7 separate regions of the Homo sapiens genome follow, and all the other regions are linked to region 2. A link is a loop called in an ENCODE intact Hi-C map of the cell type or tissue named here. Cell type or tissue: Panc1. All regions are shown on one strand. Each heading gives the region's core, and the rest is flanking DNA. Links, peaks and the distances in the headings are about the cores only.

The links. Hi-C counts contacts between places; a loop is a spot of excess contacts. Peaks named below come from ENCODE experiments on the same cell type or tissue, not always from the same donor. Only the 100,000 strongest peaks of a DNase experiment are listed, where the experiment ranks them.
Region 1: it touches region 2 in a loop (13-fold over the local background); 77 of 110 quality-filtered maps call a loop at or near these places.
Region 3: it touches region 2 in a loop (7-fold over the local background); 20 of 110 quality-filtered maps call a loop at or near these places.
Region 4: it touches region 2 in a loop (2.6-fold over the local background); 31 of 110 quality-filtered maps call a loop at or near these places.
Region 5: it touches region 2 in a loop (2.8-fold over the local background); 24 of 110 quality-filtered maps call a loop at or near these places.
Region 6: a loop joins it to region 2, with 2.5 times the contacts of the local background. A loop is called at or near these places in 12 of 110 quality-filtered maps.
Region 7: it touches region 2 in a loop (2.5-fold over the local background); 12 of 110 quality-filtered maps call a loop at or near these places.

What each region holds. Positions count from the first base shown.
Region 1 is chr7:27,194,579-27,199,029 of GRCh38, forward strand. HOXA13 (homeobox A13) reads right to left here. Exons shown (of 2, transcript NM_000522.5): 2 at 1-3,864. The coding sequence ends at 3,620. Among named protein-coding and RNA genes, the nearest start is that of HOXA13, 3.3 kb to the right of the region's middle. In Panc1, for the core only: CTCF peaks have their summits at 1,802 (motif pointing right) and 2,060; a DNase peak (open chromatin) is centred at 1,823.
Region 2 is chr7:28,018,369-28,022,819 of GRCh38, forward strand. The region is part of intron 1 of JAZF1 (JAZF zinc finger 1); the gene reads right to left. Among named protein-coding and RNA genes, the nearest start is that of JAZF1-AS1, 160 kb to the right of the region's middle. In Panc1, for the core only: a CTCF peak has its summit at 2,145 (motif pointing left); a DNase peak (open chromatin) is centred at 2,153; H3K4me3 peaks cover 276 bases; H3K27ac peaks cover 3,610 bases.
Region 3 is chr7:27,687,261-27,691,711 of GRCh38, forward strand. The region is part of intron 2 of LOC105375211 (a long non-coding RNA gene); the gene reads left to right. Among named protein-coding and RNA genes, the nearest start is that of HIBADH, 27 kb to the left of the region's middle. In Panc1, for the core only: CTCF peaks have their summits at 2,499 (motif pointing right) and 2,714; a DNase peak (open chromatin) is centred at 2,547.
Region 4 is chr7:27,926,629-27,931,079 of GRCh38, forward strand. The region is part of intron 2 of JAZF1 (JAZF zinc finger 1); the gene reads right to left. Among named protein-coding and RNA genes, the nearest start is that of TAX1BP1-AS1, 190 kb to the left of the region's middle. In Panc1, for the core only: a CTCF peak has its summit at 2,654 (motif pointing right); no DNase peak of the experiment used is centred there.
Region 5 is chr7:27,782,575-27,787,025 of GRCh38, forward strand. It overlaps TAX1BP1 (Tax1 binding protein 1), which reads left to right. Exons shown (of 17, transcript NM_006024.7): 6 at 2,589-2,737; 7 at 2,825-2,915. Among named protein-coding and RNA genes, the nearest start is that of TAX1BP1-AS1, 44 kb to the left of the region's middle. In Panc1, for the core only: CTCF peaks have their summits at 2,079 (motif pointing left) and 2,303; a DNase peak (open chromatin) is centred at 2,027; H3K27ac peaks cover 1,317 bases.
Region 6 is chr7:28,075,899-28,080,349 of GRCh38, forward strand. All of the region lies in intron 1 of JAZF1 (JAZF zinc finger 1), which reads right to left. Among named protein-coding and RNA genes, the nearest start is that of JAZF1-AS1, 100 kb to the right of the region's middle. RefSeq lists an enhancer at 1-2,254. In Panc1, for the core only: a CTCF peak has its summit at 2,570 (motif pointing left); a DNase peak (open chromatin) is centred at 2,553; H3K27ac peaks cover 2,820 bases.
Region 7 is chr7:28,091,082-28,095,532 of GRCh38, forward strand. The region is part of intron 1 of JAZF1 (JAZF zinc finger 1); the gene reads right to left. Among named protein-coding and RNA genes, the nearest start is that of JAZF1-AS1, 87 kb to the right of the region's middle. In Panc1, for the core only: CTCF peaks have their summits at 2,736 (motif pointing left) and 2,959; no DNase peak of the experiment used is centred there; H3K27ac peaks cover 404 bases.

The DNA of each region.
Region 1 (4,451 bases), core at 159-4,158, 820 kb before region 2:
AGGAGCCATAATAAATAATCCATGCCCACTTTAGGTTATCTGGTAGATCCACAGAAATTTTAAATAGGAGGAGAGTTAGGTAAGATCGACACTATCAATGACCATTTTAGAACTGGGGGGAAAAAATCCCCACAACAACCCTGAAATGTCTTCTGTCATTACAGTTTCAAAAACTAGAGAGAGAAAAAAAGAAGGCTACTACTTTACCCAGGGTTCCTGTAGTGGTGATGGCTTTCGAAAGGGGCGGGATCCCGGCTGGAGAGCTGCTGTTGGCCTCCTTCCTAGGCTCGAGGCTCAGAATATTTCTTACATCTAAAGAAAAATATCCCCTGTCAACAGAAGAGTCCCTTTTGGAGCTGTTCTTAAACACACAGTTTGATCCAGCTTTGAGGGGATTTTCCACCACTTTAAACATTTTGGGAGAAAGTTGTTACTTTGGCTTGATGGCAGCTCATTTGGAAATGGAGTACTGTTTGGAACAAGAGGTGGAGAGGTGGGTCTGAAGCAACATTATCATTTGTTTCCACAAGTGGAGTGAAAATCCTCAGGGCAGCAAAATATAATTGAATTTCTCGAGACCTTTCGATATGTATGTTTCAACACCAGCCTGTTTTTGAGACAGCTTTAGAGACTCTTTCGTAATTCTCATCTATAAAGAAGTTGTGAGTCCTCAGGAGAGGTTGGAGAGGTTTCCGGCAGCCACTTTTGTAACCAATCAATATTATTTTCCATAAAATGATGAATCTGGTTCTTCCATTCACTATTACTTTCCTCTAACGTAAAGATAAAATTAGCCTGCATCTCACAATTCTGCATCCCACGGCTACTGATTCCACCAACATTTTAATACATATGCGCATAGCATAGATTTGACAAAAACACATTATCCTATGTGTATATTAAATATACAAACATACATATGTATTCTTTATGACTCTGAATACAGCACCTGATTGTTGTTAGAGGTCAACAGTAGATATAATATTATTATTATAGTTTTGATGGAAGTTGTTAATATTAAACATATTTATTTATCCTACAAATCAAATGGCAGATTCACAAGCATCAATATAAGATTGCACACCACCCTGGAGCAGTACTCAGCTCTGAGTTATCCAGGATAACTCTCGTTCTGTATCCAATCCTGTGGTCATTTTGTAGATATGAAATATTAAGTCCTCTTTACTGACCTCTCAAGAGGTGGGTTTCTTAGACTTTCTGAAACATAACTCTAGAACTCTAGACTTAGCAAGGCATCTGAATCTTAATTTGCTGTAAAGACTCCTCAATAGCTCTAATTACAGTGTGAGACCACCCTGGAGGGTGAGGACCAGGAAGGAATGGTGATTTAAGAACACATCTTAGACTGTAACAAAAATGTACAGCTTTAAAGCAGATCTGCAGAAATCTGATGCAGAGCAAGCCACTGTGAAGACAAATCAAATTTGGCCATTAGAGAAAAGGAACAAGGCTTCATCTTGTAAAGTACATTTTGTACCTCAATTCTAGAAATCACCTTAAATTACAATATCTTGCGTCATTAGCAATTAATGATATGATATCTGTACAGATTCTACAAATATATATACAAGCACACACAAGCACTAATATGCAAATGTATACATGTGTACACATATTATATATATTTACATATATACAGGGACATGTATAATTTACATATATTCAAATTTGCTCCAGCTGGAGCCAAATAATTGAGTACTGAATCTCTAAAGTCAAGGAGGTAAGAGCTCTTGATTCCCTTGGTTGAAGAATTACAAGGAGGCTTGTCAACGCGAGGTGGCGCCCTTGATCTACTAATCCAGCTAAGGCCAATTCATGAGCTGTCAAAAGTCAAGGTCACAAATTGTCTTTTTTTTCGTCAAGGTCAAGGTTTAAGGCCTTTCGTAGTCCTGTCATTTCAACAAATATCAAAACCTGCCCTCTCAGACACATGCAGACCCAACAGCAGATTTTAAAATACGACAGCCTAGGCATTGCTGCTACAAAACAACTGGTTTTCATTTTCCACAGGGAGCCTGGGAATTCATACTATCTCTTCCTCCTTTCTTTTCTCTCCCTTTTGTAATACCTGACACTTTAATCTCCTTGAAGCACTTATCATTTTTTAGGATTTTAGTTATGAGGGATTTCTCCCTTTTCTTAAAAATTTGGTAGCAAAAGAAGTACTGAATAATAATAAAGAATGGTCCTTGGTTTATATAAGATAAACCTGCTCCTTTTCTTTCTGTGCAGTGCACATTTAGCATAGGAAAGTAAAGAGTATTTTCTGCAGATTTTAATGGCAGTGACTATTTTATTAACAATTAATATTACGATATCACTATCTACAGGTCTAAGGGTTTTTTTTTTTCATTTTTAGTAGAAATATTTAAAAAGCAGGTGCACAAATACATTTTCACAGTGTGCTGAATGTCTTTATTTACAAGATATCATTCTATAGTGAATATGAACAAAACGAATGTGCTGGTTGAAATAACTGCTTGATTAAAAATGTGCTGTGAAGATGAATCACTAATCTTTCTAATGCACTCTGATAACACAATAAACATGGAAAAATACTAATCCCTTAATAGATCAAAATATAGAATATAGACACCTAAATATTTCAGGGGAATGAATTTTCATTCTGAGTTTTCTAAAAAAGAAAAAAGAAAAATGATTTCTCCAGCAAATGTTTAGCAAATATTGGGAAATGCCAATTCAAATGAAAAAACGAATTGTGTTCAAACCAAAGTCCATCATGTTGGGATGGAAACTCTCGGGAGATCTCACATAAAGTGAATTCTGTGGATCATCTGATGATGTAAACATTTTCAAAAAGATACAAAATCCTTTGGAAAATAACGGATATTGGAGCAGTAAATATAGTTCAAATGCCACAAAATATGCTTGTTATAAGCAATTAAAAATTATTCTTAAAAAGACATTACCGACCCGGGTTCTCTTGTAGCCTGAAAGGTTCAGCTGGTTGGTTTTACTATACTACCAAGACAAATGATCCTCAGAAGAGTTTTCTCTCCCTTTCTCCCTTCACAGCAAATATTCCAAGATCATTATTTCAGTACCTTCTCGTTTCCCCTCTAAATCTATACATAAAATGTTTTGCAGAACGTACAACAACGGTAGGAATTTCACTAAGATTTACCTGAGCAGACGCTTAACATGCAAAGGGAATGGCGACCTAAGAAGGACAAGCAGATGTTTACAATGGCCTCTTGCGTTTGTAACCAACTTCCAGATTATTACCATCTAACGCAGTGTCCTAAAATGTAACGATCACTTAAATACTTACAAGATTTCAGTAACTGCGTAACTTATCTGAAATTGCGTATTTTGGGGGTTGACGTTTGACATTTAACGGGCTGGGCTGATGGGGTTGGCGGAAGAACTGGCAGTCTTTACCTTTCTTAAAGTTTTAAAACAGTTGTAGATTCCATTAAAGAGAAAGAGATCTCCTTCGGGAGAGGAAAATGCCAGTCTCTGTCTCTTTCTCTTTCCCATTCTTCAATTATTATTAAGCATTATTATCATTATCTGGGCAAAGCAACGAGTTCTGAAGCGTTTCTTCAAGTTGCCTTCTTGCTCTATTTTTAATCCATTAACTAGTGGTTTTCAGTTTGTTGATGACTTTTTTCTCTTTAACCCTCCTGTTCTGGAACCAGATTGTGACCTGCCGCTCAGAGAGATTCGTCGTGGCTGATATCCGCCTCCGTTTGTCCTTAGTAATGAATTTATTCGTGGCGTATTCCCGTTCAAGTTCTTTTAATTGCACCTTGGTATAAGGCACGCGCTTCTTTCTCCCCCTCCTATAGGAGCTGGCATCCGAGGGATGGGAGACCACGTCTAGAAGACAAGGGAGAAGGCAAGTTACACAGGGATCGGACCCCAGCCAGGGCATAGGCGACAGCTCGATCTGAGCCACCCGCCTTGCAGCGCCCGGCTGCTCTTTGCCACCCGCTGTACAATCCTGTCTTCTGCTAAAGCCTAGAGGGTCAGTGGGGAAGGTAGTTAGTTCTGAACTGAAATGAAATCACCCAGGGCTCCAGTGACTTCCCCAACCCGGCCATCCTGCAGGAGCAGCGCGTAGGCAGCCTCGAGTGATAGCCTGGTCCAACGGCCCACACCTTAGCGCCAGGCTCAAGGTACAACACTTCTGTGCCTGCCTCCTTTCTGGGTGCCCGTCCCAATACTCGAAGCTTCTACACTGAAGCCATTTTTGAGAGAATGAATAGGGAGGGGCAATTTGGGGAGCTGTTTTCTGGTCAATTTCTCATCCTTAAATTGGTGTCAGGGGCTGGGGAGGGCGGGGCGCAGAGGGAGAGGGAAGCTAGCCGAGGTCTCCACAAGCCACCCCTCACCCAGGGAGAGCCAGGGACCAGCTCAACTCGAGGCAGTGCAGGCAGACCCAGCCAGCCATGCTCGGGCTCCCA
Region 2 (4,451 bases), core at 247-4,246:
TCTAGTGCAATGGAAAGACACAGGACAGTCTTAGCAGGAGAGAACACAAGATTTCTATTTTAAGAGGATCCCTCTGAAAAGACGGCCCCAGAATCACGGTGACTACATGTCACACTTTGCCAGGGACAGTGCCACTTTATACCCGTTGTCCTAGCATCATTATTAACAGCACCCCATTTCACTCTCCAAAGTGTTGCAGATTAAGGGAAAAATTATACAGTCATCCTATCCAGAACCCATTATTACAACTAACATGATTCACTGTTCTGAGAAACCTGATATGCTCTGTACCAGTCACATCCCCCCAAATACAGCAGAGGCTGAATACAACATATTCTATGGTGGGAAATTAAGCCTGTCCTCCAGCATCGCAATTATAAAAAGGTTCTACTGTGTTCTGGTGGTTTTTTTGAAAGACAGGAAGAAGAGAAAATTCTATAAACTTCGCTCCATGATGTATTCCACATTTTACAGCTGCTGCGAGGGGAAAACTTTTCCACAGATGAAATCTAAAATTTTCGTGGTTCAGTTGGAGTCTGTCCTCACTTGATATGGACAAAAAGGGCCAGTCATTGCTGTCTGTGCAGAGATCCTGAGAGTCCTGTTCTTGAAGAAGCCTGCCAAAGTCACCTCTGAGCAGCTCCAGGTTACATAAGCCCTGTTTCTCTAACCTCTCCTCTCAGGTCTTATTTTTCAAATGTTCAGTCATCCTTGTGGCTCCTCTGTTTATCCTTGCCAAGTTCTTCACACTGACACAGTACTTCTAAAGTTATACTCCAGAAGCCCTCTGCTATTTTCCCTACCAAATCTTTCCAGAAGCAAAGCCATTCTCCTCTGCATCTAAGCCATGGGCCAGGACACTGGAACCGGCGCTGACAAGCCACACTGTACCTCCTGCCTTGCTTCCACCTGTCCTCCTTGGACCAGACCACCTAAAGAGAGGATTAAGCATAATCTTACCGTGTCTGGGGGACAAAGGCACGTAGGGTGGCAACCTCTGCCGGCTTGGATTATGCCCCTTCTCATATTCCACCTTAGAATCTCAGAATGTTGGGGTAAACGCGACCTTAGCAACACTCTTTTCATTTGGTAGATTTATTGAAGGCAGATCCTACAAATTGCTCATAGATGGGACAGAACTCACCCTGGACCGTGGCCCTTCCCCTCTGCTTTGCTGCCCCTCCAACCACTTCATGGAAATGTTACCATCCTCTGATTGATTTATACTGAGCTGAATTTACATGTCTTTTCCTACCCCCCTCCTTGACTTTATTTAGCTTCTTGAGGGCAAATAATATATTTAATAGGTCTCTGTATTATTCACAACATGGCATCTTCCATGTAGCCAGGTCTCTGGGGAGATATTTGCTGAAACTCCTGAATGGATTCTTAAGACTCCTCCTTGCTTTATGATAGAGACAAGAGTAACACTCCCAGGCTTTTGGGGGTCACAGGCTCTGCGACAAACAGACCGGACTCCAAATCCAGGCTATGCCACTAGTTTCCAGGCTATGCCACTAGTTTACCAGCTAGTAGTTAACTAGTTGTAGGAAAGGTATTATAATTCATCTTTCTTCATCAGAATAATGGGTGCAATATACCTACCTCTTTCTGAGGGCTACAAAAGCCTACCTATGTTGCACAGAAATGCCTCAACAGACACATGTTCTGCCCTGAACACCACTTCTCCCTCTTTTGCTTGCTCTGCTCAGCTATTTTCCCTATAGGTTAAGCTTTTACCAAAAAAGAAAAAACATCCTAATAGTGCTGTTCTTACCAGAGATACCATTTTTTCCTCATGCTGAAACCCTCCTTAGATAAGAGATAAAACTATGCTGTAACTTATATCCTTTTGCAAATTTTTAAAGTAGAGTGCTGCGATAACACCAAAATGGGGGAATTCCTAAGGTGACTTGGGACATAAGTAGGAGTGAGGAAAGTATTTAAGCTTAGAGAGAAAAGCGAAGAGAAGCCTTCTGATGAGGTGTGAGCCCATGGAAAACGGCACAGGGAAAATGAATCGGAAATGCAGCCTGTGGGGTAACACTGCTGCAGAAGGAAACAAACGAGGAGAGCCAGCGCCTCCACGGTGCCTTCTCCTCCTGGAAGCAGGAGTTGAAGCCTATGACCCCTAGGACTGATCCCATACTGACATCTTGTGGTTACAAGTGTCATGACACTTACGTTGTCCTACGGCAGGCATGGACATGCATATTCGTACAACAACCATGTCTTCATTTCTCAGCATTTCAAAAGCATCAAACGTTTTCTCAACCCCAAGCTCCCTGTTCTCAGTAGAGGTAGAAGTGAGCGAAGGAACTGCTGATGAATGTGACACTGGCATTTGTCCCTCCCAACTGCATCCATGCTAGTGGCTGAAGCCTCTGCAGCCTTGGCTGAGCATCTCTTCTCCAGCACCCAAGGCTTCTTTAGGAGAATTACCAAAACTCACTGGTTGTTTTAAAAGTGAAATGAAAACTGCAGCTGCTCAGAGCTTTCAAATACCAACCGAACCACTCCCTCATGAAGTCTAAGGGAGGAAGTCAGGAAATAGAAAAGTAACCTGGTTCTTTGGAATTTCAAAATTAAATTTCTTTTCACAACCATACCCCGGAGCTACTCAGTAATGGAGGTGCTCCAGAAACCCTCCATCTTGCAGAATCCCAGATGGTCCTGAGTGCCTGCTGCATTCAAAGCACCTGGGGGATACTAGTGCACCTCAGAGGGCCCACGGTCCAACAAGGGATGGGCAGGACCCCATCACGGTGAAGTAAAGGAAGATTGGCAAGCGGCGGACACGGGCCGAGAGAGTTCTTGCAGGAGACATCAGGAAAGACTCCCATGGGAGAGCAGCATTTTTTCTTTTAGGATGAGCAGTGTGGGGCAAATAAAGTTGTGCATGAAGGCATTTATAGCAGGTGGTTAGAGTCACAGGCCTTAGGAATCAGACAAAACAGGATTTACGCCCAGGCCCATCACTTCCTAACTGTCCATCTGAACATGATCTGTGAGCTCTCAAAACCTTGTTTTCTTCCTCTGAAAAGCAGGGATGAAAATTCTGACTTAATGATGGAGTTGTGAGGAATGAGTAAAATAACGTGTAGAACTGATAACTCGGCACACACTAAGGACACACACCAGTTGCTAACAGCTGGAGGAGCAGCAGGAGTGCAGTGACGGGCAGGAAAGGCCGCCACCGCCTGTGGAAGTCAGGGGCAGGTGAAGACAGTGTGGACGTAGGACAAACAAAGACATGGTGGTGGGGCAGGGTCGGAGGACAGAGGCACTAGACACCAGGCAGGGCCTCCTGACCAGCTCTTGCTCCTCTCTGCTCTCCCAATGTGTCACCTGACTCTTCACTTGGTTTCTTTTTGCCTGTTTATATCCTCTCTCCCCAGGGATGTTATTTTGGCTTTCTGGAGACAAGGGCCCACAGTTCGTCACCATGGGTCCAGCAGAAGGCCCAGGTGCAGAGCAGACATTCACTGAACATTTGGCCTGGCCCCTGCCTGTGCTGGGTCACTTTCAGCAAATTAACTAACCTCTGTTAGAAGGCAGGTTTCTCTTCAGTAAAATTCAAACAAAGAAACAATACTTGCCTCTTTTGGTTGCTGTGAAGATTAAATGAGAAAATGCAAGTGAATGGACAAATGACTGGGAAAAGGCTCAATAAAAGATAACTGCTATGAGAGCCGCACCTGCTAGAGTCCTAGCTGCCAACTTCACAGAAAGCACTGAAGACTGTTTTCTATGAAACCCAGTCTCAAAGACCTAAGGATATGCTCAGATAAATCAGACAGCATTGAACAATATCGTCACAACAATATTTTCTAAGAGATTTGTTAAGAAAATTGGGTTTTCATCTGAATTTCTCCATATTATGTAACTTTCCCACTTCTTAAGCATAGCTTTCAAAAACACACCATGGCAGCACTGCCCTTAACTGCTTTTCCAGAAAAAATCTTTTCAAATTTCCACCAAAAGAATGCAGTTGGCACCACCTTTTCCTGACCGTTCTAACAAATGGATAAACTTTGCTGCAATGAGACAGTTTAGGACAACATCTGCTCCTATCTGCCAACAAAGTTCAGCTGTGGCTTCTGACACTAGGGGAAGAAAATCTCTTCCTTTAAAAAATAATAACATTTATACTTTTTTGTTGATCAAAAATAACAGATGACTACAGAAAAAGTGGAAAATCTAGAAAATTATAAAAAACAAGTTACCCATAATCAACTATCCAAACATAGTTCAGGCTGTGCATTTTACTATATCCTTTACTATTCTCTTAGTCTTCTTTGCATATATATTTTTAAAATGGAGTCAGTCTTATCTTTTCACTTATTATACCTGAAGATTTTCTTTAATATTTCACTGTTGTTGTTGTTTTTGTTGTTGTTTGTTTGTTTTGAGATGGAGTCTCTGTTGTCCAGGCTGGAGTGCAACGGCAT
Region 3 (4,451 bases), core at 222-4,221, 330 kb before region 2:
CTATAGATTCCATTTAGGATTGCTGTATACATGAAGGAGAATGCTTCTGACATCATAGTCAACTAGATTGTTTTTGTTTTTTTGTTTTTGTTTTTGTTTTTTGAGACGGAGTTTTGCTCGTCTCCCAGGCTGGAGTGCAATGGTGTGATCTTGGCTCACTGCAACCTCTGCCTCCCGGGTTCAAGTGATTCTCCCGCCTCAGCCTCCCAAATAGCTGGGACTACAGGTGTGCACCACCACCCTCGGCCAGATTGTTTTTTATACTCTGCCTTATACTGTATTGTATTTCCTTTATACTCTGCCTTATACTGTATTGTATTTTCCTTGTACTCTAAATACAATATAATCCTTGTACTATAAATACAGTATAATATACAATTAAGTTATACTGTATTTTAGATTGATTAATATGAGGAATACAACTTTATTTCAGCATTTTTGTTTTCCTGGAGTTTCTAATTGCCTTGCTTTTTTTTTTCATGAAAAAAAGAACATGCTTACTTTCTCATATCCAAATATCTTTCAACATTTTATTTATTCTACCTATGACATGGGATTCTTTCCTTTCTTACTGAAAATATTCTTTTTAGTCCCCACTGAATTCTTGTTCCAATTTGGAAAGACTTATTTCTAGGCCCGCAGTACCCAAAATAAGTTCTTTTTATTTAACTCCTGAGTAGTTCCACATTTTCTGTATTCTAAGTCATTTTCTTTCAGATTTCCCTCCCTCTTATTTTTTTCTTGGGTACATCAAGTAACTTCCTAAGAAAAGGAGTTTCTGAGACCTAAAGTGTCTTTATCTTCTTCTCACGCTTACTTGATGGTTTGACTCCAAGTTCTCCAGCCTCAGAGTTTCTCTGAAGTGCTGCCGGTCAAATTCATTCCTACTGCCACTGAAGCCCCTCCCGACTGTATCTGGGTTATGGCTTCCTTCCTTCTGTTTAATCCATTACATGATTCCATCTCTTTTCTGACTTCCATAAATTTAAAACAAATCTCATCTGTTGGTGATTCTCATTCCATTCTCTTCATTCTTGTCATTTTATTTCCTTTCCAATTTTTGTTCCTTTATTGCCATTTTAATGGCATCCAGATCAAATACATGTGTACAGTCTGCTATTGAAAATAGAGGCTTCTCCCTTGTCCTTTTTATTTTTTAGAGTCGCAAAGATTGTGTTGTTGGTTGTCATCATGCATAAGAATCCACCTTTCTACTTTTTCAACGAGCCAGGCACTATAATGTATGCCTGTAATTTCAGCTATGTGGGAGGCTGAGGTGGGAGGATCACTTGAACCCAAGAGTTTGTAACCAGCCTGGGAAACACAGAACGACTCCATTTCAAAAAAGAAAAAAAAGAAGTAGCTCATGGTAAGATCTAACCTCTTATGTAATCATATAAAATTGAACTATATAGGTGGGAATAAAACGTTACTTTCCAAAAATAGTATGCAGTTAGCATTTCAACATGGCTTTAAAGTCTCACCATGGATCTCACAGGAGTTCACTTGTCTATTTGTCACGAAAGCATTTAAGGAAATAACTGAATGAGAATTCCTATTAAGCACTGGTGACAGCCTGAACTTTTTGTAGCATTGATGGAGTATGATTTAGGGTGGAGTCATACTAGTCTGGAACTAAGTGAGTGCAAGTGGAATGAAATGATGCATTATTCATATTTTGTTATTATTAGCAATTAATTACAAACATATTACCTAGAAGTAGTGGTGCGCTAGTAAATGTTTAAAAACTGACTCTTCAGGGAATAAAAGTGTGCATACATATTTATATGTGTGTGTGTACATATAAGTTTATTATAAATTTCGTGACATAAAAGATATAGAGCGTACGATTTACAAATAATAATAAAATATACAATACTTTTATTGTGACTTCATGTAGCCAATGGATTTGTGAAGAATGCATTTGTTAATTTTTGCCAAACTTTTGTTTCTGTAGCCAACATATGGTTACAATTGAGCAATGATTTGACAAATGGAGTTGCATCTCAATCTGCTAACTCTTTCCCCAGTAAATCTTTTGTCATTAAATCTGACATGTGTACTTTATTTTTCATGATGGCTTCATTTAACAACCAGCTTGCAAAATTCCTGAAAATTTAATACTCAGCTCTCACAATCTGGTACAAGCCAACTCCAGCACACCGTCACTTACAACTCCACTTCACTTACAAACTCCATGCAGAGAAGTTTACACTCCTTCCAAACTCCACTTACCAACTCCACTTCTCTGACTTGAAGGACAAAATGAGGAGCCATCTATTTTTGTTATCCAAATAATACTTCTCTGACATGAAAATATCTTTCTTCTCTGTAATCCCATCTCTCTGACCATTCCCACATCCCACCATAGGAAATCCATACACCTCAGGGACTGTACAGTCAGGTCTGCCTCTAGAAGAGAAAACCAGAAATTTGGCTCAGAGTGGCACACTGGGCTAGATCTAGGCTGTTGCTGGTGTCATAGCCACATGATGGCACTATTGAAACACAGGTGTTGCAGCTGCCTCAATACCCCCTCCATACCCAGCCCCCAGCTTGTCCTCAGTCATGCAAAGCCTACATCTCTTCTAAAAACCTCACATCTCTGTCTCCTTTCACACCCAGTTCCTTTCAGTGCAGGAAGTTCCTTAAGTGCCAAAAGCCCATGGGCATTCTGCTTGCCTAAAAGTCATATCACAGGACCTTCCTGTTGCATCTGTCCTGGCAACTTCTACCTTTTGACATCTGATTTTTAGACTCTGTCATCCATAAGTCACCAGGGCCTTCTCTGTCTCTCACTGATGCAGGCAATGCTTTGTCCGAATACCATTCCAGGGCCTGGGTTCAAGTTCTTATAATTTGTGTGTCCTTATTTATTTGTGTCTTTCTGTCTTCCATTGTTTACTTTATCTGCATGGCCTGCTCCATATGAGATCCTAATGGGAAAACTTGATTGTTTATCATTTTCCATAAGAAATCCAACACAACTCAGCATTTTTATGTTTTGGTAGCCTCATTGAAGTGTTCCCAGTTTCATATAAATATCACAGGGAAAGACTCTAATTGGCCCCGCTAGGGTCATATGCCTACTACTGGGCCAGTGTGTGGCCAGGAGGATGGAATACTACGAATGATTAGACCTGCATCGCATGACAACTTCTATGATGGTAAGAATATAAATGAAAGCCCAGAACTGCATGGAGTGAAGGAGGAGCAATATCCTCAAAGAAGTGGGAAAGTATTACCTGAAGATGGGAGACAGAAATACCGAGAGGATAAATGCAACAAACATTTCCTACTGGTAGAGATTTTACCCTTCCTTATGGCTAGTTCTCCTTTTTGGGATGTTTTACAATTCATGGAGAAAATAGGGAATTATATGCTTTGGGAAAGAATGGTAAAATGAAAACATATTTACCATAAAGTGATGCTGAAGAATGTCCTTTGAAGCATTCCTTTGAAATATCAGCTTATCTATTATGAAGCTTGGATTTTCACCCATATAATTGGCATTATCAAAGCAGGGGCATGATTTTGGCATGCTTTCAAACTCTCTGACATGTGGCATTACTTTAAATTCTCCCTTAATATGCTGTCATTATAATTTAGGAGCTTCAGTGGAAAGTAAAGCAGAAGCTGCCTTATACTACTTTGGTAAAGCCAAAAAATGCAAAATAATCCCACTGCTATTTATTCTACTATTCTAGTTTTATATTTTTGTCTTATAGACTTTTTCATCTCTAAAAATTCAAAACATATAGATTAAAATAAAGAAAATAATTTAACTTTGGAATGTGAGTTCTGCCAATAGTGGAGCGTGTTCACAAAGGAGTTCCTTTTGCCCTACTGATTTTCTGGCGGCCTGATGCTGTTTGCATGCCTCACCACCGGAAGCCTATCTTCTATCTAGCATCTTCATAGCACATGCACTTCTAAAAAGAGTTCAGGGGAGTAGGCTTCAAACTGGATACTCATATATTCCTAGGGTACATGAAGACTTTCCAAAAGCACATTGTGATGGATAGTGCAATCAGTTTCCAGATTCCCAACTTCTACATCTTGGTTTCCTGAGAGCTCCTTTTAAGGCCTGCCAATATCTGCCTTTACACATTCACCCTTCTTCCATCTCAGAGAAGACGGACTTATCTCTCTCCCAACTTGAATCTTACCTTGGTGTATTGCTCTGGCGTATACAAATCTTGAGGATAACTCATAAGGGGATAATTTAAAATGCACTGCTTCTGAGGGGGCTTCTTCTCATTCCTCCCTAACAGAAGAAAGAAGGAAAGAAAGAGAGGGAGGGAGGGAGGGAGGGAGGAAGGAAGGAAGGAAGGAAGGAAGGAAGGAAGGAAGGAAGGAAGGAAAGAAAGAGAAAGAAAGAAAGAAAGAAAGAAAGAGAAAGAGAAAGAAAGAAAGAAAACAAGAGCAAAGACAGTCTCAGTAAAAATTAC
Region 4 (4,451 bases), core at 244-4,243, 92 kb before region 2:
CAAATGTTGTGTGAATCTCACAACAAAGTCAGTGATGTAGACAAAAAGAATACTACAAGACTCATTTTACAGACAAGGACACTGAGGAATGGAGGCACTGAATGGCTGACAGACAGCACTTCTTTTGAACGAGGAGTTCAAGAATCCTCTCAGGCTGGGGCTCTTCCCAGTTCCTTCCATGTTGGGGATTGGAGGTATGGCAGAGTCCAAATGTAGTGGCAGGAGGCAACAAAGAGGTAAGGTTTCTAGAAGCAGGTATGTATTGACAGCATTGATATCATGACAACAGCAGCCTGGCCCTCTTCTTTAGGGGATTAGACCACATCACTGTAGATTCTCAGGGGACAGAACATCTCCCCGGGAGTTCTTCATTTGTATGGACAGACATACTCCTCCCTTCCATCTTCATGGTGTTGCCAGGGGCAAAAGAATGGGGTGAATTTTTTCTGCAAACTGATTCTGTTATCTTCTAGAAGTTGAGGAACAGGGAGAAGGGAGTAACTGAGTAGCCGAGGATGCACAGGAGATCCAGGAGCTGCTCTGTCTCCCCCTTCAGAGTTTCCCAGGATTCCCAGAGGCAGTGGCTCCAGCACTCTCGTGCTCAGCTGGGAGTCCCCTGTGGAGCCCCCATCCCAATTTCTTCCCTGCACTTCTATTTATAATATTTACTAAAGAAATGAACAAATAAACTCTCACTATTGGGAAGGTCACTTAGGAACATTAAGAGGATGGGCTGCGAAACCTTTCTGCTGTGATTTGAATCCCAGCTTGATCATCTACTCTCTGTGACAATGGACAAGTTTCTCAACATCTCTGTGCCTTAGTATCTTCATCTGTAAAATGAGGATAATAGTATCTTCCTTATAGTGTTGTTGTATGCATTAAATCATATAATAACTATAAAGTACTTATAGTTGTGTCTGGTATATAGTATTTAACAAGTAGTGAGATTTTAATGCCTCCCTCTGCTTTTTAAAGTAAACTATAAGCCTTTGTGGGCAAGGGCCTCATAGAATCATCAAGCTATATTTCTCATTTGAATAACATCTCACAAGAGATGTTTTTTATATTGCAATATAAAAATATAAAAAAGAACTATGAAGAGAAGTTACCAAAAAAATAATTCATAATGGTAGATATGGTAATGCTGTTTGGGTAAGGAGTTCTCAGCACCCTTTAAATCACCCCAAATGCTAATTAGTATCCTACAAGAAGGTCAGAGCAAATTCTAGAGGCAAGAATTTCTTCCCCAAATCAATTTTCAGGAACCCTATGATGAAAACGTCTCATTTTACATGTACTTGATAAAATGAAATAATAATTGAATCTACAAGGCCCACATGCAACATGAGGTCATATAACTTTACGTCAACATGTTTGTGTTTTATTTGAATAGTTCATTTGTATTTATTTAATTATATATTTACTGAAAAGCAACAGAGACTTGTACTAAATTGTGCCAAATGGTATGTGATGGCTATACTTAAAATGCTCAGATTATTTTGAACAGAGGGATTTATTTTCTTCTCATAGCTTTTGGAAGTCTGGGCCTATCTGGTTTCAGTTAGGCAATAGTCTTTGGCCAGCATTTTCTGGTACATTTGAAACTGTTGAACAATGAAAAGTAGAAACTTTTCATTGCCAGTGCAGCTTAAGCCTAATACAGATATAAACACATTTAATAGCACTTTATTTAGGTTCAGCTTTATTATTCTTAACTTTCATAGTAATTTTGAATCACATTGCATTAACAAATTTTTATTGGGTTTCCCAATGGAAAGCCAATTGCAGGCAAGGCCTTTTACGACTGGGATGTCGCAGTCAATCTTAGATTTGCCTTCTAACAAAGAAGAAAACACAATTCTTAAAAGCTTGCTTTTGTTAAGTTCTGATATAGTATGCTCTAAAGGACACTAATTCTTTGTTTTGTTCTTTGCTAGTGCCCATCTTAGGTATTGTGCAAGTACCCTTCTTAAACATTTTTGAGTTACAGCCTTCTAACAGAGCAAGCACATGGATGGAGCTGGAGGCCATTATCTTCAGCAAAGTAACGCATGAACATAAAACCAAATACTGCGTGTTCTCACTCATAAGTGGGAGCTAAATGATGAGAACACATGGACACATACAGGGGAATAACACACACTGGGGCCTGTCAGAGGGCGGAGGGTGGAAGGAGGGAGAGGATCAGGAAAAATAATTAATGGATGTTAGGCTTAGTACCTGGACGATGAAACAATTTGTACAACAAACCCCCATGACACTTTACCTATGTAGCAAATCTGCATATGTACATATGAAAATATGTACCCCTGGACTTAAAAGTTAAAAACAGAGGACATGGCAGTTGGTGACAGGAAGGGCATGGACGATGCTCACCTACAGGCTCAAAATCTAACCTGGGCAAGAGGGGCACGTTCAAGATTTGATTTAAACTGGCAACTCAGTTTTCTTGCAACTGAAAGTATTCTAAGCAACTTATCCCTCTGGACTCCTCTTCAAAACTAATAAATAAAGCAGTCTTCTAGGAGCCAGCTCCTTTAGAGGAGCTGCTATATTCTGGTTTCTGATTTATTTAGTGGTTAAAATATTTCCCTGTGATTTAGGGTAGGGTGGCTCCAGTGGGCAGGCAGCATTGCCCCGTGGCCTGTGGCATGCCCACAGCATATCGGGTGCTGTGGCCAGCAGGGGGAGGGAGCAGAAGTGGCGGCCACCCTGAAAGATCTGGTGGCCAGCAGGCCAGGGAGTGTGTCCAGCAGACCTGTGGAGGAGATCCAGGCTCACAGAATGAAGTGAGGGTCAGCCTGGAATCTTCAATGAAAACCTTCACTACAGGGTATAAGAACCACTTTTACTAAATAGTACCTTAACCACAAAGAAGTTACTTAGTTTGCCAGTTACAAGCACTTTAGCTTATTGACTGTAAGCAGAAGTTTGTAGGTAGAAGAGTACATACAGTACCTAAGAATGTGAGTTTAGGCATGAGCTGTGTGACTTTGGGCAAAAGACTTAACCTCTTGGGTGAAATTTCTCATGGGTAAAATGAGGTTTATCCCATCTGTACATGAGGGATGCTGTCAGGATTAAGTGATTAAGCTGTTGCAAAGCGCAGAGTGAAGCCAAATAATAAATGGCAGTATTATTATTCCTAAGACAGTATAATAGCAATTTTTAAAAATGCATGTAATATATGTGGGAAAAAAGCCTAGAAAGATATACCCCAAAATATCAACAGTGGTTATCTCTGGGGAGCAAAATTTTGGGAGAATTTATTTCCTTCTCTATCCCTTCCTCCATATTTTCTGCATTCTCTCTCTCTCTCTCTCTCTCTCCCCCTCTCTCCCTCCCTCCCTCTCTCTCTCTCTCTCTTTCTTTCTTTCTTTTTGAGACGGAGTCTTGCTCTGTCGCCCAGGCTGGAGTCCAGTGGTGCGATCTCGGCTCACTGCAAGCTCTGCCTCCCGGGTTCACACCATTCTCCTGCCTCAGCCCCCCGAGTAGCTGGGATTACAGGCACCTGCCACCACGCTCGGCTAATTTTTTGTATTTTTAGTAGAGACAGGGTTTCACTGTGTTAGCCAGGATGGTCTCAATCTCCTGACCTCATGATCCGCCCGCCTTGGCCTCCCAAAGTACTGGGATTACAGGCATGAGCCACCGTGCCCGGCCAATTTTCTGCATTTTCTATAATGAACATATATTACTTTTTGATCAGAACACAGTTATTACAATACTAAAATGTATCTTACATGAAAATATAAAGAAAATGGCTACGAAGAACAAGATGAGAAAATGTTATTGCAAACCTGACCACTGTTTTCCCTGACAGTATCTCTGGAACATTCCAACCTTGTCCTTTTCTCCCAAGAAGAACACATTTCAAGTGGTCACACTGAGGTTAATGAAAACAGGCACATTTACAGCATACGAAAAGGCAATACAACACAAGTATGTTCACTTTTTGATAGTTTTATTGGTTTTGTGATATATTTTTTAAAAAGGAAAGACTAAACTTTTCTTCATGAAAAAACTGTTCAGTTATTTTTAGACACTTTCATAAAAACTCAAAATTGTAGGTTTTTGCTCTACCACTAAGAAAATGTTCATATAATCTAAATTTTGCATTCTTTTAAGAAACTATATTTATATCTTACCACTATAGCCCAAATATTCCAAATAATTTTATCCTATAGACAGCCATTTTTTTTAAAAAAAAAAGGAAGAGATAAGTTGACAAAACAATATGCTAAATATAACACAGCCATCAGCAGGACAGTGGTATTATATGACCAGTAATTGAAGTTTTCCCATCACTTTGCTCTCAGAAAAAAAGCCAGTGTTAAAAATCACATCTTTACTGAATGTGAAACTAAATCTAAGTAGATTAAATGACTTGGCCAAGTCCTTTCTGTAAATTTGTGGCAAAGGAGAATTTCTCAGTGCAGTAATTACAT
Region 5 (4,451 bases), core at 193-4,192, 240 kb before region 2:
TTGTAGAAACCAGAGAAGATGTCTTTATAGTCTGTGTAGCTGTCATCATAACTTGGTATTATAGTTGATTTCAAAATTAGGTGTTTGAGAAAAGCCAGATTAAGTAAAATGAGTGATATTTGATTTAAAATCTGACTAGCAATTTTCATAAATAATTGTTTTGTCAATAATTTGTTATTTAAAGTGTTCAGGTGCTAGTTTACTAAATTTTACTCTGTGTATGTGTGAATCTAGAATACCATACCTTTTTTCTAGATAATTGTTAGTGATACTGTATCTGGTTTCTTCATATGCTTTTGTTTATAATCAGAATTTTATTTTTTAACATGAGAATAAATGTGCTCTGTTATTTTAAATACTTTTAAAATGTGTTTAGCCACCTAGATGAATGATTCATAATCTTTTTATCGGGTTATTCATAAGTGAGAGTTATGACTTGTGGGAATTGGTAATAGTGGCTCATGGAAACAGTGATTTTTTTAGTTTAGGAGTGGGAGGAAAGTCCCTGCATGAATCTGAAGTACTCAAATCTCTTTATCTCCCTTTGCCCCAATTTTTATGATTGTTTTCATATCGGCATACAATGTAGCAGGCTTAATTATCTGATGGAGGTTTTCTTTGTTTTAATATTAGAATTATGATGTCCTTTTGGCATGATTTACAAATGACTAAAAGTGTTTTAGAAAAATTGTCTTTTAGATTTTATCTTTTAAAGTTAATTTTTGAAAGCATGATTCCTAGTTGTTTGAAATGGCAAAGCTCTTAGCTTTTTCATGCTAAGAACGACGGAGCCACATTGAAGATGCTTATGCTTAACTCAGACGTGAAAACTACAGGCCTGAAGAATAATCCTTACTTTATCGTTTTCATGTGTTTTGAAAGGAGGCTTGTATGCTGGGAAGCTATCAGGTGCCTTTATGGGCACCAGAGAAAGTCTAAGACGCTTGTTGTAGTCAGAGTTAATTTATAATTCACTGTAAAGTTAACTGACTCAAAGCAATTAGTTCATGATTTACATTCAGTTGCTAGTGATTTTTTTCTCTTTTCCTATGCATTTTGTAGAATGCTGTATACCCGTTATAGGGCTTCATTACTTACAGGATTGGAAAGTAATTTTGTCCTAGGGAGAAATACTTGGGTTAAATCTGTAGTGTATTTGCAGTGCCAAGAGAGCACTGGTGGTAAAACTAAAAATAAAAAAAATGTGAACATTATTTAGAAACCTCTCTGGCCATCTTTATAAATCAACAAGACAAATCCTGAAAATGTGCCCAATTTCACAGCAATCATTATGATTGCAGAGGAAATAAATATTATTTGTTTTTTTCTCTGGTATTATGGCATTGGAACCAAAAAAGCATTTTGTACAACAGTTTTTGGTTAGTGTTACAAATTCAGTCAGACAAACATTTGCTTTGACCAAAAATAAGTCAATAGGGTGTATCTGACTTTTAGAAAATAATGTAGCAATGTTCATATTCTAGCAAGATATTTAAAATGATATTCTATCAAGAAAATACTTGGGTGAGTTCTTTTATGTGAATTAAAGTGAATTATAAATACTATATAATCTTTCATACTTTTAACTTGGCAGAACGGTGATTTTTTTAGTTTTTGTTGCTGGGTAGGTAAGTATTACTGTTTTGGGGAGAAATTTTAAAATTGTTCTTTAATAAAAATAATTTTATCTTAATTTACCAATTCTTTTATAATATAGTTTTCTATAACAAAGCACTTCCCTATATACACTGTTATATTTGAGTCTTATGAATTGTCCATTTAAAGTAGAATATTCCAAGTAGAAATTCAATTCAACATTCAATTTGTTGCACTTACTACCTCTTTTATATTTGTCTTAGTGTCTTTGAATATTTGTTTAGGCCTCTGAGTCACACTGGCAAGAAGATTAGGAACATGGCTTTAGGCATATGTTAGTGCTTTGATGGCAGTTAGTGACCTGTGCTAGAAAAAGTGGGTGTTAACCTTGATGGTGTCGTGTAAGACTTGATATGTCGTGACTAATTTTTAAAATTTTTTTCTCATTTTTCTTGCCTGCCCCCTGGTGGAGAAAAGTTAGTAAAATCAACATACAGGGTACATGAAAAGTCTGAAGGTGGGGGGAAAATGTATATAAATAAACGAATCATTGCTCATGCCTGTAGTCCCAGCACTTTTGGAGGCCGAGGCAGGAGGATTGTTTGAGCCCAGGAGTTTCAGCCTGGGTGACATGGCAAAACCCTGTCTCTATTAAAAAAAAAATTAGCCAGGCGTGGTGGTGGGTGCCTGTAGTCCCAACTACCTGGGAGGCTGAGGTGGGAGGATCACCTGAGCTGTGATTGTGCCACCATACTGCAGCCTGAGTGACAAAGTGAGACCCCAAACAAAAAACAAATTATCGATTAATTTAGTATATGAAAATTTAAATATATGTTATCATTTCAAGTTTTATAGTCTTAGCTTCTCAAATTTGGAGGGAACAAATGTGGGATTAAAATTCTAAGAATACATAGTTTTCTTAAAGATATGCAAATTTGCTTTACTGATTATGTTTCTGTGTTTTCTCAAAATACCTTGTTGTCACTTCTCAGGGTCTTACTGAAGTAACACAAAGCTTAAAAATGGAAAATGAAGAGTTTAAGAAGAGGTTCAGTGATGCTACATCCAAAGCCCATCAGCTTGAGGAAGATATTGTGTCAGTAACACATAAAGCAATTGAAAAAGAAACCGAATTAGACAGGTATTTCTCATGCTTTTAAAAAATAAATTCAATAAAAATTTTAAAACTTTAAAACATTATAATGTTACTTTATCATACCTATCTTAGTTTAAAGGACAAACTCAAGAAGGCACAACATGAAAGAGAACAACTTGAATGTCAGTTGAAGACAGAGAAGGATGAAAAGGAACTTTATAAGGTAATTTATTTTTTACCATATCTATTGCCTGTTGCTTCAAAAGAAATGACCCCAGAACTTAGGGGCTGTAGGTCAGCAATTTAGGAGCAGCTTAGCTGAGTGGTTCTGGCTCTAGCCTCTTGTGTAGTTGCAGTCAGGATGTTGGCAAGGGGTGCAGTCAGCTAAGGGCTTGATTGGGACTGGAGGGTTTGCTTTCAAGATGGCTTACTCCAGTGGCTTTTGGCAGGAGAACCTTCAGCTCCTCTTGAAGTGGTCTTTTCATAGGCTGCTTGAATATCCTCACAGCATGGCAGCTAGCTTCTCTCAGAGTGAGTGATCCAGGAGAGAGCAAGGAGGAAGTCACAGTCATGTTGTATATCACCCCTAAAAGTTAGTTTTCAGGGAATTAATTTGCTGCTGTTTTAGATACTTAACAGGTAGTGTGTAATAAGTTGAAGAGGTTTAATGGAATTAAGATACTTGTTTATCACAATTCATGTAACTATTTTTCCTTTTTAAGAACATATATATATATACACATTGGGGAGAACATTAATTTAGTAATAATCCCATTTTAGAGTTTGACTTTTAGAATATCTTCAGAGATGTCATTTTGTAAAAATATCCTCACTGCTAACAAATCTTGACCGCTTGAAGTTTTGAATTTTTTTTTTTTTTTTTGAGATGGAGTCTCGCTCTGTCGCCCAGGCTGAAGTGCAGTGGTGCGATCTCGGCCCACTGCAAGCTCTGCCTCTCGGGTTCACGCCATTCTCCTGCCTCAGCCTCCCGAGGACCTGGGACTACAGGTGCCCGCGACCACGTCCGGCTAATTTTTTGTATTTTTTTAGTAGAGACGAGGTTTCACCATGTTAGCCAGGATGGTCTCGATCTCCTGACCCGCCTCAGCCTCCCAAAGTGCTGGGATTACAGGCGTGAGCCGCCGTGCCTGGCAGTTTTTATTTATTTATTTTTTTAAGCAACCCTGAAATATAGGGTAGTTAGCTTAATTGTCAGTAATGCTGTGGGTGCAAATTGAGACTTATTTTTTTAAGTGGCTCATAAGCATTTCCTGAAGGCAATTCCAGATGAGGAATTTCAAGAACATTCTGAGTTAAGTCCGTTTCTTGTTAAGTCAATTTAATGAGCTGATGATTATGAACATCAGGTAGCGTTTTAAAGTGATGCTGCAAGGGTGTTGGTTGCTGATGTCTTCAGAGAATCAGGAGTTAATATTCTATCCTTGTGAACAGGAATTAGTCCTTCAGCATTCTGTATATTTAAAGAGTAAAGTGCAAGAAGTAAGTTAATTCATTTCTCCTCAGTACTCTTAACGAAAGCAGGATATACTTGATAGTGTACACTACAGGTCTGTATTTATAATTCCAGTTATTGAATTTGATTTGTATGTGTGTTAGGAGCAAATCAGCAATAGCGAGAGTCATGGGAAAATCAATATAGTTGGGTTAGTCAACAAATACATTTTTCAGCACATTGAAACTAAATGATATCGTACTTTTCGCCTGCAGAAAATGGAATTGTTTGAGATGTTGTTTTTGA
Region 6 (4,451 bases), core at 212-4,211, 57 kb after region 2:
CATAATGGGAGAGACAAGAGATAGAGAACTTCTACAGGTATTCAGAGCATTTTTTTTCTTTTGGACATAAAATGAATCCATTGTACAAGAATGCCTTCTCCCCATTCTCAGTGCAGAGACAAAGCTGACAAGCTTAAAAGTGCATGTTTAGGATTCTAGACTTGGTTTAACTCAAATGGCCTTGATTGGATGGGGTCCCTCTGCAGTATTAAAACTGCTCTAATTGCATTCTTCAAGCCAGCTGAAGGCTGACAGCTTCCGCTCCCGGCTCATTATCAGAGCACTTCAAGGGGCTCCATTATGAGCAGAGCACCTGGTCCAAATTTATTTCAACGGCCCAGAGCAAAATGGGAAGGTGCTTAATGTTCAACCACAATGGTGACATTTTTATGAGATATCCAAGGTTCAGAAACAAATAAATGAAAGGTTTGAAGGGAGCATGAACAGAAACTGTGACAATAAAAATTCAACATTGATATATCAATTTAAAAACATATACCACCCATACACTTGGGGTAAGGCCAAAGGTTCAATGCAGGCTAACCAGAAAGAAAAAGAAGAAAAAAGGTCAATACTCAACTCCTCCCATGACTGGCTTTGCTAAAAAAGACTGATGAAATTCTAAAAATGTTTAAGGAAATCAGAATGAGATGCGAATTCTGAATTCCGGTTAGGATAACAATTATGTTATCTATCTGCACCAACATGAGAACGAAAGAAAATCCAAGTGGAATTCAGAGTGAATGCTAAATGTATTATGTTCATAGTTTTTCTCCGGTTTGCTTACACAATTGCTGTCTTTCTCTCTCTCAAAAAAAAAAAAAAAAAAAAATCCCGTGTGGAAATGAGTAAGTTAATAATTCCTTACAGATGTTTCCATAAGAAAACATTGTGCAAATATATATTTAGAATTTTTTAATAAATGTATAATAGGGAAATTTTTCCAGGTAGATCATAGCAGGTCCAAAGTAAACATGACATCCTATTGCATAAATCCATATCTAGAGACTGCTTGTCAAGTGGGATTTTGCTCTCTGCGGCTGAGTACTTGCAGAGATCTTAGTGTGTAGACGACAACCAATTTTAAAGCCCGAAACCCAGCTGCAGAGCATTAGAAAGCTCTACCCTCCACTAAGAATCTGTTTAAAGAATGTTAAAATAAATATTTGTATTCTTTCACTAAACACAACAACGACACTTACATTGGAATCTAAGAAAATGATGAATGAAAAATTATAACACCGGCACTTTACAATGGGAATGCTGACTAAATCGGAACTATACAAACTGGGAGGATTTACTCAATGTTTAGTCTCTTAAGAAAAAAAGAGGAGGACAATTAATCAACTACATAGAAATTTTTTTCAGCTATTAGTTGCTTTTGGTCTTGTGATTTTATCTTTCTCAAGCATTTTCCCTATTAAGCCGACCATACAGATGTGCAATACATTAATCCGCCAGACTATAAAGGCTTTAATTATTTTACTGATTTAGAAAGGCAATTAGGCAGCACCTATTTTTCACGTATTGATTATACCGACTCTGGTTTTAGATCTGAATTCATGAATCATCAGGTAACTGGTATAACCACAAAAAAAGGCTACTGGAGCCTTTTTTTTTTCTACAACAAATAAATAAAAGCACTTAAAATTAATTACCTGATAGAACCACCTTAACTACAAAAAAAAGTGGCAAAATCCCAGTAGAATAAATTTGGTATATAAGTCCTCCAGCAAAGTGACCACTTGTCTGACTGCTTGCAGGCCACCCAGTGTTAGGTCTTAGAATTTGGGAGCTTAGAAAAATCTTCATCTGGGTGTACAAAAACAGGGTGCTTTGTTTTGGTTCTGATTTAGCCTTGCTTCTGCCTTTACTGTATTCTGCTCTCTCCTTTGAAACTACTTAAAGAGCTGGAGCTCTGGGAGTCCATGGGGAATTTCCACGTTCACCATGGAAACTGAGGAAGTGGTAATTTGGATTATGTACATCCGGGTCCTGATTTCTCCTTCACTTTGACCTCTTTCTCCTCCCCATCTACTATTTAAGACCCACTATGTAATCTAGCTCAAAATAACTGAGACTGCAATGATGGCTGTGCATGGTGGCACTTATGAGACAAATAATTCCTGGCCTTTCCCATCTTTATGGAACAGAAGAAAACATAAGTCTTGAAAGTTTTCACAAGATGCTGTGTTAGATGAAAAAAATTGAGAATTTTTCCCATAGAACAGATGTTTCCTAGGTTTGTACAGCCTCTCAACTGTACATTAGGAAGTCACTCGTATGATGATAATGTACCACTTACGGGCAGGATGGTATAGTGGCAAGAGACTTGGATTCAAGCACTGCATGGCATTTATCAGCTGTGCAACTCTATGCAAATTATCTTTAAGCCTTTCTAGCATTAGTTTCTCCATCTATAAAATGGGAGCGATTATGCATGCTTCACCCATCACAGAGAACTGCTGAGACCATCATATGTGCATGTGAAAATGCTCTCTAAGCTGGAAACTAGTGTCATAAACGTCATTTCTTTTTGCAGAAGCCATCTCCATGCAATCACCTACACTGCCCTCTTGCGGTAGGCAGGCTGCATTGCTACTCAAAGGCAAAGAAAATTATTTTGTGAACTGAAGATTGTATTACTACCAGATTAATTTCATGTAACCAACTCTTAATTGCCAGGCGAATAGAGAGAGGGCCACTTGACATGAAATATACAATTCAAAGGATCTACTTGGGTTTTTTTTGTAATGCCATTTATGAACAGTGAATCCGGACACTATACTCTGGCCCCTTTTCTTGCACTACTAGTCCATGATAAAAATTTTTGAAAAGTGGAAAACACTGGAAAAGAAGAGAAGCAGCAGATCAGTTGAGTATTGGTGAAAAGTCCTACCTTCCCTGTTACTTTGGACATGGATATTAAAGCCAGTGAAAATGTTCATAAAAATTGTAGGAACAAAAAGCCATCCATAGTTTTGCCTGTACTCTAGAACTAGAATAACTGACTTTTAGAATTGGTAGGGACCTGAGATGCCACATTGTTCCTCCTCCTTTCTTTACAGATGGAAAATCTAAAATGCCCATAATTTTTTTTTTTTTTTTTGAGACAGAGTTTGCTCTGTTGCCCAGGCTGGAGTGCAAGTGGCGTGATCTCTGCTCACTGCAACCTCCACTTCTCAGGTTCAAGCAATTCTCCCGCCTCAGCCTCCCAAGTAGCTGGGATTACAGGTGCCCACCACCATGCCAGGCTAATTTTTAAAATATTTTTAGTAGAGACAGGGTTTCACCAAGTTGGGCAGGCTGCTCTTGAACTCCTGACCTCAGGTGATCCGCCTGCTTGGGCCTCCCAAAGTGTTAGGATTACAGGTGTGAGCCAACCACACCCGGCCATGCGCATAATTTAAAAGATGTACCTCACTTGGACTCTGATCACCAAATTCCATCACAGCAACCACCTTCACTTGGAGCTGCCTCCCGCTTCTGTTTTTATCACTTCTTAACTCAAAATACATCTTCAATCCCATTTTTCTCTGACAGACACTGATATAGAATAAGAAATACTGGAAAACTAAGCCACGAGGAGCAAAATAAAATATAAATATCACTTAAGGGAATTCATTATGAGAAATCATAAAACTGACAAGTCTCCTGAACAAAAATGACCTGAGAGTTTACCCATAGGTTAGCAAATATTAAAATAATGATAAGGATGACAACCACAAGCAAATCAATACATGCTTGCTGATGAACTGAGTAGGAACTTAAGAACTTGGCGCCTCTCTAAAATTTTTAATTAGAAACATTTAATTGTACTCACTATGTAGTAGGCCATGTTTCAAATGCTTTCTTCTAATCTCATCACAACATCCAATATGCTGTTAATAACCTTTATTGACTGCAGCATCGGTTTACGAACCCTGCTGATTGTTCAGCTAGCACCATGGATCAGGGAGTAATCTAGATGCATAACTCAGAGATACTGCTGGTCTGGTTCCAGACCATTGCAATAGCAAATATCACAATAAAGCAAGTCACACTAATTTTTTGATTTCCCAGTGCACATAAAGTTATATTTACACTATACTGTAGTCTATAAAGTGTGCAATAACATGTCTTTAAAAAGTATATATCTTAATTTTAAAATATTTTATTGCTAAAAAATACTTTGTAAAAATGCTTATAGTCATCCAAGCTAGATCTTCTGGATAAATTGTTGCAGCTTCTCCATCAGCACTTGCTGCCTCACTTTGCACTTTCACCTTACGGAGATGGCTTAGTTTCCTAAACTTCATGAACCCAACTTCTGCTAGCTTTCAACTTTTCTTCTGCAGCTTCCTCACCTCACCCAGCCTTCATAGAATTGAAGAGACTTGGGGCCTTGCTCTGGATCAGGCTTTGGCTTACGGGAATGTTATGGCTGTGTTGGTCTTCCATCCAGAACACTC
Region 7 (4,451 bases), core at 352-4,351, 73 kb after region 2:
TCCCAAAGTGCTGGGATTACAGGCGTGAGCCACCGCGCCCGGCCTTTTTTTTAGTTTTTTAACTTAAAAGTTAATTAAAATTATTACTATTTTTTCTAATTATATCAGGGGAAATAATGTTATTCATATTTTTACATACTTTTGAGAGATGCACTTTCTTCTGTCAACCTGAACTTCAATTTTTTATTATGTCTCAACTAGAAGTCCATATTTTCATGAATATTTAATGTTTCCTCCTAACAGTCATGTTATTTTTCACGACTATTTAAAACCACAGTTGTTAAACTAGGTATTTATGAGGCATTTTCCCTTGCTCCCAATATGCTACCATAACAATTTTCACCACTAAGAACATTCTTAAAATAGTTTAGATTTTTTTTTATTTAGGTATTTCCCATTAAATCCACTTTTTGAGAAAAGAGAATACAGTTTTACTTTCTTTTATGCTCTTAAAATCAACTTAATACTAACCTGAATAAACAAAGTCCTGAATGAAGATTTCAATGTAAGTTAAATATACATATATATTATATATATATAACATATATATATATACACACACACAGACACACACATATATATGCACATGCAGAGAGAGAGAGAGAGAGATCAAAGGAAAATCTGTTTAATGTAAACTTTATTACTTTGGGGTTTTAAAATTCAGAAATACACTTCAACATTCATATTGCTGTTAGAATAGTCGGTGTGTGTATGGCCCAACTGGAAAATATTCTCTTGTTTTAAATGATGATGGGTCCTTGAATCCTGTGTAATGGAACTTAAAAGACTCACACCTTCTACCTTAGCATGTCAATAGGTCAAAACCTTGTAAAATCAACTTGGCAATAACATTTCATGCAGTCCAAGTATGTTACCGTAGCAGAAAATTTGCTACGATGGCTTAATTACACAAGTACATGGCAACATTCAACTTCTAGTGAGAAAAGGTTTAGATTTGGGGAAACTTTTCAATATTTTCTCTTTCCTCTCATTGAGGGTATATTTGGGTTATTACATATGACTTCACATATATATGTAAACACAATGTTGTATTTGTGTATATATGTAGACACTGTAATTACATATATAAAGGGCACTCAATGGGTAGGAGTCAATGTTTAAACTATCAACTTCTAATTAGTTTCAATTTTTTTTTTAACCTGACAGCAATAATCTAAACTCTAACATCCCATTTCAGGGACAAAAGGCAAAAAAAAAAAAAAAAAAAAAAAAAAAAAAAAAAAACAACTAATGTCAAAGTAGAGGAAGAAGGAAATAAAAAGATCTCATTTTTAGAAATGACAGCTCCTTATTTTGGCTTCTATTTAGTTAAAATACACGGTTGGACTGAGCTTTGATGTTATATTGCCTGTTCAGAAAGGGATAAGCAATATTAAAAGTATATAAAAAATTAAAATAGGGAAGAAAAGGAAAAGAAACTGCTTAAACTACTTCATAGAACTGCTTTTAGAAATTTCTGGCTGGATGCGGTGGCTCACACTTATAATCCCAGCACTTTGGGAGGCTGAGGCAGGCAGAGTGCTTGAGCCCAGGAGTTCAAGTCCAGCCTGGGCAACATAGTGAAATCCCATCTCTACAAAAATACAAAAAGAAAAAAAACCAAAAAAATTAGCTGAGTGTAGTGACTTGTGCCTGCAGTCCCAGCCACTCAGGAGGCTGAGGTGGGAGGATCACCTGGGCCTGGGAAGATCGAGGCTGCAGTGAGCCGTAATTACACAACTGCACTCCAGCCTGGGCAGTAGAGTGAGGCCCTGTTTCGAAAAAAAAAAGAAAGAAAGAAAAGAAAAAAAGGAAATTTTTATCTAGAAATTTCCATTCATAGACAAATAATCAAAACATTATTTCATGTAACTTAAATATCTTTCCTAAAACATATCCCTGAAAGGGTTTCTACAAAGTGTTCTAGTTGCCATGTGCACTGGAAGAACACAGAAGGGCACAATCTTTTTAAAAGCATTTTAAAATTTTGATGTTTTAATACTTCAGTGTGACTTATCACCCCTTACTTCCCACCATTAATTAGCATCTGTGAATTTGGTGTTTGATATGGTTTGGCTGTATCCCCACCCAAATCTCATACTGAATTGTAGCTCCATAATTCCCACATGTTGTGGGAGGGACCAGGTGGGAGATAACTGAATCCTGGGGGCGGTTTCCCCCATACTGTTCTCGTGGCAGTAAGTCTTGCGAGATCTGATGGTTTTATAAGGGGTTTCCCTCACTCGACGCATTCTCTCTTGTCTGCTGCCATGTAAGACATGCCTTCTGCCTTCCACCATGATTGTGAGGCCTCCCCAGCTACACGGAACTGTGAGTCCATTGAAACTCTTTCTTTATAAATTACCCAGTCTTGGGATGTCTTTATCAGCAGCGTTATCAGCAGCGTGAAAACAGACTACTACAATGTTGCAGACAAAAAAATTACTGATTGGATAACTTCAAACTTATCTGAAAAACTTGATTCTTCATCAATTACCACTTACATATGTTCCTTTCAATTTACTAAAAATTTCTCCTGGTATATGACCATTTCACATTGCTAAAATCCAGTCAGCTCTCTCAGGCGGCGCGTTCACTGGGTTGTTTTGCCCATTCAGGGGGAAATGAAGAGAGTGCCACAGTGATAGTTCACTTCTCACCGAGCTTTGGGCAAACCCAAAAGACAGGTGCCTGCCTGCAGATGCTTGTCCACTGTCTCTTTTCAAATGCTGTAGCGCCCCCCTGTGGCAATGCCTGCAAACAAGCCAATAACAAGAATGCCTTTTAGAATGAGCTGCAGACAAAAGTAAGGGTGTGGGTGGGCAGGAGCCAGGGAGGGAAGAATGCATTCAGTGCTCAGGACAACTTGACCCTCCCTCTTCAGTATTCCATATATTCATTCGCAAAGCTTGGAACTTAGATTCTTGTGTGGCCAAAGCAAGAGACAGACATTAACTATGAAAGCACATAAATAAAATTATTTCAGACAGTGATAAATGTCCCCACCACTCAGAGGTTCAAAATAGGGTAAGGCTATGAGACATGGTAATATGCATAAATCAGCAATGTAACCCTCTGAAGTAGAAGTCAACATTCGATCTGCTCGGAGGCAACAGACATTTGTATTTCTTTTTCGGATCAAGAGAGGATCTAAAAGTAAATCGTTGTCTGCCTCCCCGATATCCCTTCTTCCCTTTTCCCATCAATACAGATCCCTAATGTTCACTCAGAACAGAGGCTACATTGCCAGCCTGAAGGTCCCACGGCTGGCAAGGAACAAGACAGAAACCAAAGGGCTGACTCGCCAAACATCAGCAGTCTCCTTTCCAGCCCCGGCACCGAGTCTCCAGGGCTGCTCGCTTCTGCCTATCCGCTCCGTAGCACGAAAAGCCTGGAGAGGCTTGGCCTGGCCTGGGTTTCTGTTCTGACACATCAGCTAACTTTTTTGCGACCCTATACACATTAATAACTTCTGTCTCCAAACTGTCATCTGCTGAAAAGCAGCCATTTATCTTACAGGAATGCCATGGGGGAAGAAGGAACCCAGTAGGCACCCAGCACTTGAAATTTTCTGGCAGAAGGAACATGGGCAAGCAGACCCGAAGCTTCTCCTTCCAGGCAAGAACACCTGCTTCACCTCCACTTATTCATGTTTTGCTTATGGTGCTTTTTAAAAATTATTATTTTTTATTTTTTTTGCCAGCTCAGCCCCACCCTGTGGCCAGAGGGGACCAAGGGCCGAGCTGCGCCTGCTCATGATGTTTTAACAATGCCCTCTTTCCTCCACTGCCCTCAATCGTCCTACCAAAGCTCCCTTAGTAAGACGACAAGGAGGAAACACACAGAAATACATGTGGAGTCCCAACAAGAAAGAAGCTCCATCCAGAAAAACTGGCACCCCAGAGAAGGGCACAGTCTCTATGCTTTGGCTTACCTGATACCCACATGTACCCCAAGGGTGTGCCATCTCCGAATCTGAGAAGCTCCCACAGCACCAAAGCCAAACCACTTTCAAGGCTCCACGCAACCTCTCCCATCTTATTCCCACAAGTCTTCAGTTTCATCCCAGTCCCTCTCTTCATTCTCCATCAAGAGCACCACAATCATTCTACATATTTGTTCACTCTGTTGGGCCTCCTAGGCAAGCCCTGTATTAGTCCATTTTTATACTGCTATGAAGAACTGCCCAAGACTGGGTTATTTATAAAGGAAAGAGGTTTAATTGTCTCACAGTTCAGCATTATCGGGGAGGCCTCAGGAAACTTACGATCATGGCGGATGGTGAAGGGGAAGCAAAACATGATCTTCACAAGCAGGGAGGAAGGAGAAGTGCCAAGTGAAGGGGGAGGAGCCCCTTACAAAGCCATCAGATCTTGTGAGAACTAACTCACTATCATGAGAACAGCATGGGGGAAACCACCCCCATGATTCAATTACCTACAGCTGGTCTC